3 separate regions of the Homo sapiens genome follow, and all the other regions are linked to region 2. A link is a loop called in an ENCODE intact Hi-C map of the cell type or tissue named here. Cell type or tissue: K562. All regions are shown on one strand.

Region 1 (2,500 bases), 83 kb after region 2:
AACTACCCTATATACTCTAGCAGTGGATACATGTTATTACAAACTTGTCCAAAGCCATAGAATGTACAACATCAACAGTGAATGCTAATGTAAAATGTGAAATTTGGGTGATGATGTGTCAATGTCAATTCAACTGTAACAAATGTACCAGTTTGGTGGGGGATACTGATAAATGGGGAAGTCTATGAATGTATGGGAACAGGAGTAGGTACATAGAAAATCTCTGTATGTTCCGTTCAATTTCTCTGTGAAACTAAAACTTCTCTAAAAATTATGTCTATTTAAAAAATTCTAGCATAAATCTGTCTTTATTTATTTGGTATCTATGTCAACAAATTTTCAGAAATATTTAAAGGCCTTTCATTTTTATATATGAGATCACATTGATTATCACTGGACTCTGTGTGTGTGTGTGTGTGTGTGTGTGTGTGTGTGTGTGTGTGTGTGTGTCCAGTTTTAAAGCAGAAAAGGGGTTACTGACTGGGAAGCTGTAATGATGAGATCTCTTGATAAAGTAATGCAGTGTAAGCAATCTTTAGAGACTCTTTCAATTTGATGATGTTTTCTGACTTTTATCCTTTGGGCTGAATCAAGAAAAATAAAACAATTTACAAAACTAAGACTCTGCTACCCACAGCAAATGGGGGAGGCAGGGAAGACTATATTGATTGTCAATATATAGCAACATTATATTTTTTAAATTTATCCTTATGAAAATTATCTCTCATTATTAAAAGAGCTTCTCTGATGTTTAAAGAACTGGTTAACTATATTCTATATAGATATATATTACATTCTAATTATATTCTATATATATTTTTCTATCTATTTTCTTTATATAGTCCTTAGTTTATCATTTCTGTCCATTTTCTACACAAATAAGATGGGAACCTCAAAAAAGGAAATAAGCACCTCTATTATACAATCTTAAATTGGGTTAGAAAACTTAGTACCTTACTTTTGGATCCTAAAAAATATTTTATTGATATATTCCAGAATTTAAGATCTTAATTTTCTTATATATTTGCTCTAAATGGCACTTGAAATAAGAAACTAAAGAGTGATTAATATTTGGCCAATGTTACATGAATGTTACTATTTATCTTGTTATTCTTATTTTAACAGTATTTACCAATACTGTCGAGTCACTAAGTTTTGATTTTTGGTTCCACTCCTTCTAGTTTCACTTATGCATTTTAGTCCTGATCTTTGCACTAAACATGCTTATGTGTACCATATTCTGTAATAAAATATAACTAGGCAAAAACTATGATTATCTACCTCGCAGTAGGTAAAAATATAGAAGGTTCCAGAGTGATACTTCTCAAAATTATATCTGCTATATATAACATATAAACTTTGCATAAAAACAATATACCATTATAAAATATAATTACATACATTTTATATATATAGTATTTATTAAATCGAGAAAATATTTTCAAGTTACTATGTTCCCCATAAGTTTTACCATATTCATAATTTACAGTTTGTTTTTATTCCTTGAGAGAATTTTTTTTCTTACTTGGAACTATTTCCTATTTGTTCCAATTGTGTTTCCAACTTCCTTAGAAATGGCCATAGCAATACAATTTTTATTGATATACTAGCTCATGGGGCATTGTTTCTTGTTGTTAGGTGTAAATCCAGTAATAATAAAAATAAGTTCCATAAATACAAAACAGTAAAATTCAACCAAAATCAGGCCTGATATTAAGGGGATTTGAATACATATACAGAATATAATTGAACACTTTAAGCAATTCTACAAATTTTAAGAAATAGAGATATAGATTGAGATTTTCACAAACTAAAACAATTATAGTGATATAGTTCAACTCAGTCTCTTAACTTACAACTATGCTTGTGCGTATCTGTCCAAATTCAATTGTATTTCTGGCCTATAAGATTATTTGCTTCAATCAACCAACATAGAGAAAAAAATCCCAGGCTAAAAAGTAAATATAATGTCTACACTGGCAGTACCCTATCTCACAGATATATTGTGACAAAATCTTACTATTAATATCTGTAAATATTATACACCTTTCATGAAAATATGAAAGCTAAATAAATATATAAGGGTAAACAAATAAAATCTAAAGGTAAAGTTTTATTTGGTGCATTTGAGAAAAATACAAAAGAAAAGGAAACTTTGGGTCTTATTGGTGATGTAGGAATCTGGAGATTGAAGACGTAGGCAGTGGGGATAGTGCAGGAGTGAAAAAACAAGCAGTTACAAAAAATTATTTAAACTTGCCATCTTAATGTAATATGCTTTGAGTCGGCCTTTATTTCTATGTATGGAGAACAAAAAGTTTCTAGGCAGAAAAATATTATAAAATTGATAGTACAGACAGTGAACTACTACAATTTAAAAACATCTGACTCTTTCTGGCCAATCTTACTTTAATGGTATCATCATACAAAAGAAAGAAAATTACATGGAACAAATGAGAAAAAAAAGTACCTTTGTCATAAACTTTCAAATATAACATTA
Region 2 (2,500 bases):
GAATGTATAAGTGTATAAAATAGCAAAACTACTTTTGAAAATAAGCTGACAATATTTAGTAAATTAAAGAAATGTATACCAAAGACCTGGCAATTCCACTTCTAGTTATATGCCCTAAAAAATCTGTTGTCCATGTGGATAGGGAAGTATACATAACAATGTCCTGATATCGGTACATATAGCAAGAATTGAAAAGAACCTACACAGCCATCAATAGTACAACAGATACATGAATTATGGCATACTCACTAAAAAATACTACACATTGTATACCTACATCAGAGTTACATATATAAATATGAATGATCTCAAAAGCAACATTGAAGAAAAAAACTGTTGCAAAATGACATAGAATGATACCAAATTTTATACACTATTAAAACATGAAAAACACTATATATATTTATCAATACAAATATATGTATCAAAATATAAAAATATGCATTATGGAAAAATGATCAGTAAATTCAGAATGATAATTAACTCTTGGTAGTGATGGACACAGCCTCACGACAAGGTATACAGTAAGTTTTAATTATTTTTGTAATATTTTTTCTTTAAGAAAGGCAGAGCTAGAAAAATGTTAAAATACGATAAAACTGGATGCTGCAAACATGGATATATGTTATTATTCTCTATCATTTGCAGTGTTTTAAAAATATTTTCTAACAAATTAAGAAAAATTATTTTTTAAAGTCTAATTAAGCACAATGAACTCTAGGAAGTGTTCAATCCTCTTGGCCAGAAAGGAATACCACAAAGAAATAAAATAATGTTTAATTAATTGTTATAATATGCAACCATCTTTGCTATTGTAAACTCTTCAAAACCCTTTTTCATTAATTCACACCACGTATGTCAGCCTTTTGTATTACTAATCCTAGCATATGATTATAGATTAGTCAGTCTACTTTGTAACATGCTTAATTACCCAGCAAATCTCCATTCTCTGTATTGTTTTGCCTTATATTGGCTATAGGGTATATTTAACTGTTTCCTGCAGTTCTTCTTGCAGCTGAAAATTTCATACCTGGGTTGGCTGATATTTATTAAGTTTAAAAGAAAGTAACCTTCATGGTTACAACAGAATTGTGAGCAGTATCAGGCCTTCGCTGAGACCATAGCTCCTATGTGTAGCTTCCATTTCTTCAGTTACACAATATTTTTATCTAAGTCAACAGCCTGTGCAGGCATCTTATGATATGAAATGATAAGAGAAACCAGCTACATAGACTAGGGAAAAAATATGGAATGCCTTTTAAATTGTTACAAGAAAAGAAAGAACACTATACACAAGAGGAAACTGAATATAGAAAACAGAGCATCTCAATTCTGTTCTGCCACTCACTGTGTGGCCTTAGACCTTAGGCAACCCACTTCCCCCTCTCTCAACCTGGGTTTACTCGTGGAGATAATGACACTGCCCTGCAAATCTCACAGGACTGGTGTGATGGCCAAAAGAGATGATGCATGAGGAAGTGCTTTGTGAACTGAAATGCATTTCAGAACCACAAGTGAGAATGTCATTATTCTGACCCTTTCAGAACTAAAGAGTATACTGGTAAAATGAATATACTAAAATTCTTTGAAACAAATAGATTAAGGAAAATTAACTTAATGGCCTCAGCAAATGATGGTTTGTACATGTGTGAGTCTATCTGTCACAGGAAAATTTCCATGAAAATATAAACACCTGCTAATGACATTTTAGAGAGGAACCCTGTTAAAAGTAGAAGTATCTAAGGAAGTTGAAGAAAGGTGTTTTAAATACCATCTTCCAAAATTACTCAAGTAGTAAACTAAATGATGATTGCAATTTGTGTGCAAAGACTAAGGTAGATACTTGGTGACAGAGGGTGACAAGATGCAGAATACTGTGTGTTGCTGTTTTCTTTAAAGCAGTGGCTCTTAAAGTGAACTCAATGGACTCCTGAGATCCATGAGAACCTTTCAGGAGTTCATGAGGGCAAAATTATTTTCATAATGATATTAAAATGTTATTTACCCTTTTTGATATGTTAATATTTTCACAGATGATATGAAAGCACTGGTGGGAGAACTGCTAGCAGCTTAGCATAAATCAAAGCCTTGGCACCAAACTTTACTGAGTCATTGTACTCTTCACTGCCATGCACTGTCATTAAAGCAAGCAAAGTCTGTTTTATTTAAGAATGTCTTCGATGAAGGAGTAAAAATCTTAGTTCCATTATATCTCAAATTAAATGTGTTTTATTATTCTGTGTGGTGAAATGGCAAATACACATAAAGCACTCACTGCAACTAGAGTACAATGGTTGTTTAAGGAACAGCACTCCTGGTTGTTTCCGTTGCAAGCTGAACTAGCCACTTTTTTCCACCAAACACTTTTTACTTAAAGGGACAACTGACAGATAAGCTATTATTATTTAGACTTGGATTTTTGGCAGACATTTTCACAAAAATGGACAAAGTTAATCTGTCACTTCAAGGAAAACAACTGACAGTATTCATTACCAATGAT
Region 3 (2,500 bases), 250 kb after region 2:
AATGGCTAAGACATGGAATCAACCTAGGTGCCCATCAACAGTGGACTGAATAAAGAAAGTGTGGTACAAATACACCATGGAGTACTACACAGCCATAAGAAAGGATGAAACCATGTCCTTTGCAACAACATGAACGCAGATGGAGGCCATTATCCTAAGAATAAATTAATGCAGGAACAGAGAACCAAATATTGCAAGTACTCACTTAAAAGTGGGAGCTAAACATTGGTCACTCATGAACATAAAGATGGCAATAATAGACACTGGGGACTACTTGAGTGGGGAGGGAAAAAGGGGGAAAAAGGTTGATAAACTAACTATTGGCTATTATACTCACTACCTGGATGACGGGATCAATCATACCCTAAACCTCAGCATCACACAATATACCCAAGTAACAAAGTGCACATGTGCCCCAGAATCTAAAATAAAAGTTGAAATTACTTTTTTTAAAGTCCACAATATGATAAAGTGTGCTAAGGAATCATACCTCCTTGAAAATAACTAAAAACATCACTTCTCCCATTTATAAAGCAAAAGTGAATATTCAAAGATAACTGCAGGAGGTTAAGTTCATTAGCCAATATTCCCCTAGCACCTAAGGCAGTTTTCCGCTTTTTTTTTTCAGTATGCTCTTATTACTGCCTAATTATCCATATTGCTTTTCTTCCTTTTTGTTAAACTGAAATTCACCCAAGCAGTTTAACCTTTCATTTAGAATCATTAAATACACTCCCCTCCCCTCACTGATAATTGGCCTCTTTCTTTATTAACTGATTTCCCCCCTTGATTTATTACAAACCTTTTTTGCCAAATTTGGATCCATTCTGTTAATACATTCTTTACCTTCTTGCAACTCAATTAACACAGTGTCATTGTTACCAAAGCTTTCCTATTATTTCTTCAAGTTCTTATTGCTCTTTAAAGATCATCTAGTAGAATAATGAATTTTTAATAAACCCGGAATATTTTAATGATTCTTACTTAATTCTATGGTAAAATTTATGTGAGACATACTATTCTTCACACTGAAATGTTTCCTACTGTACTGTCATAATACTATACGGTAACTTTCTAGCAATCCAAATACACAAATCCTTGCAATATAACTTATGACTTCTAAAAGTACAGAAAGCCATATTATAATTATCATATCCATAGCTAAATCAAACCAAGCCAGCTTCTTCAACAGCAGTTCCAACATCCATACAATTTTTAATAAAGTGAAACTTATACTTGTGCCATCAGTAAGTATTAATGTAACCTCTGAGTATGAGTAAACCTGTCACTAGATTATGCAAAGGAATAACCTTTCATGGGCCCTTGAGGTTTCTCCTTAATGGAAATAAACAATTTTTTTAAAAGGCATTCCTGTTCTCTTCTTGGAAAGAAATACTTTCCTGAGCTCCAAGGCACTGATAAAATTTGGTGGGTGTCGTTTTAAGGCCTTTCCCTTTCTTATCAGCTACCGACACATTTCCCAGCCTTGCCACCTCTACTCACCAAAACAGTGCCTTTTTTTTTTCTAAAAGGAAAAGAAAAATGAAAGGTATCTACTGACCTTGGATCAAATAAGGTTATGTTTAAGTTTAGTTTAGAGATTTCTTCCACTTTTCCAAGACCTAAAATATGAAGCAGAATATAGACTATGGTATCTTTATTTAGCAAGAACCAGCGGACACTGTGTTTACCAGTGGGAAACACATCTTAAGTTGACAAGAGATATGGAGATAACCAGAACAAAATTAACCATTAGAATATTAAAAACTCTACTCCCAGAATAAATTACAAGGAACAAAGAAACAAAGATTTCTACCACTATCTTATTTTGAGTAATTTTAAATAAATAGGAAAGGATTTTGATCTCATCCTTCTGTAAAACGTCTACCTGCCAACATTTATGTTTGCAATTTTCAATAATTGCAACTACAGACATAATCTTTATAAGTATATATTCATTTGATGTCTTTCACCAATAAAGACCTGGTGTTCCAAGTCTCCTATCTGTTCCAGAATTTCTATTTCATGTGCCAATATAGCTCTTCTTTAAAAAATTTCAAGTCAGTTTTGACTCCAACTTTAAAACTATGCAACATAGTTTTCTGATATCCTGAGGGATTAATTCTTATGTTGAACTTCCTAACAATTCCATTTTGATCCCTAAAGCTATTTTCATGCATTTTTTAAATGAAAGAGACCTTAAAGATCAACTAGTCTGTACCTCTTATTCTGCAGATGATGCAATTGATCCAAGGAACAGTTAAAGTAACCTGTGCAGGGTCACTCAGCCAATTAAAAATGATGCAACTCAAAGTAGAAACAAGATGTCCCAAAGCCTAGACCCATAGTCTTGCACTGAAGAACTGGCAAATAGAGGCTTTCAGATTTGTTTCACAGAAAAGAAAATAATACTTTTTAAATTAGTCAATTATGTAAATAAAATCGGTGTTTTCAAACACTTAATAATCTTTTGTAAAAGTACATTTCCTTGTACATAGTA

What was found. A loop is a pair of places that touch in the nucleus more often than their neighbours do. Peaks named below come from ENCODE experiments on the same cell type or tissue, not always from the same donor. Only the 100,000 strongest peaks of a DNase experiment are listed, where the experiment ranks them.
Region 1: it touches region 2 in a loop (2.4-fold over the local background); 1 of 110 quality-filtered maps calls a loop at or near these places.
Region 3: it touches region 2 in a loop (2.4-fold over the local background); 1 of 110 quality-filtered maps calls a loop at or near these places.

The regions. Positions count from the first base shown.
Region 1 is chr7:111,306,206-111,308,705 of GRCh38, forward strand. The region is part of intron 3 of IMMP2L (inner mitochondrial membrane peptidase subunit 2); the gene reads right to left. Among named protein-coding and RNA genes, the nearest start is that of LRRN3, 220 kb to the left of the region's middle. In K562, no CTCF peak of the experiment used is centred here; no DNase peak of the experiment used is centred here.
Region 2 is chr7:111,222,720-111,225,219 of GRCh38, forward strand. All of the region lies in intron 3 of IMMP2L (inner mitochondrial membrane peptidase subunit 2), which reads right to left. It overlaps LOC124901725 (a long non-coding RNA gene), which reads right to left. Exons shown (of 2, transcript XR_007060477.1): 1 at 1-2,500. Among named protein-coding and RNA genes, the nearest start is that of LRRN3, 130 kb to the left of the region's middle. In K562, no CTCF peak of the experiment used is centred here; a DNase peak (open chromatin) is centred at 1,412.
Region 3 is chr7:111,473,895-111,476,394 of GRCh38, forward strand. All of the region lies in intron 3 of IMMP2L (inner mitochondrial membrane peptidase subunit 2), which reads right to left. Among named protein-coding and RNA genes, the nearest start is that of IMMP2L, 87 kb to the right of the region's middle. In K562, no CTCF peak of the experiment used is centred here; DNase peaks (open chromatin) are centred at 1,447 and 2,287; H3K4me3 peaks cover 240 bases.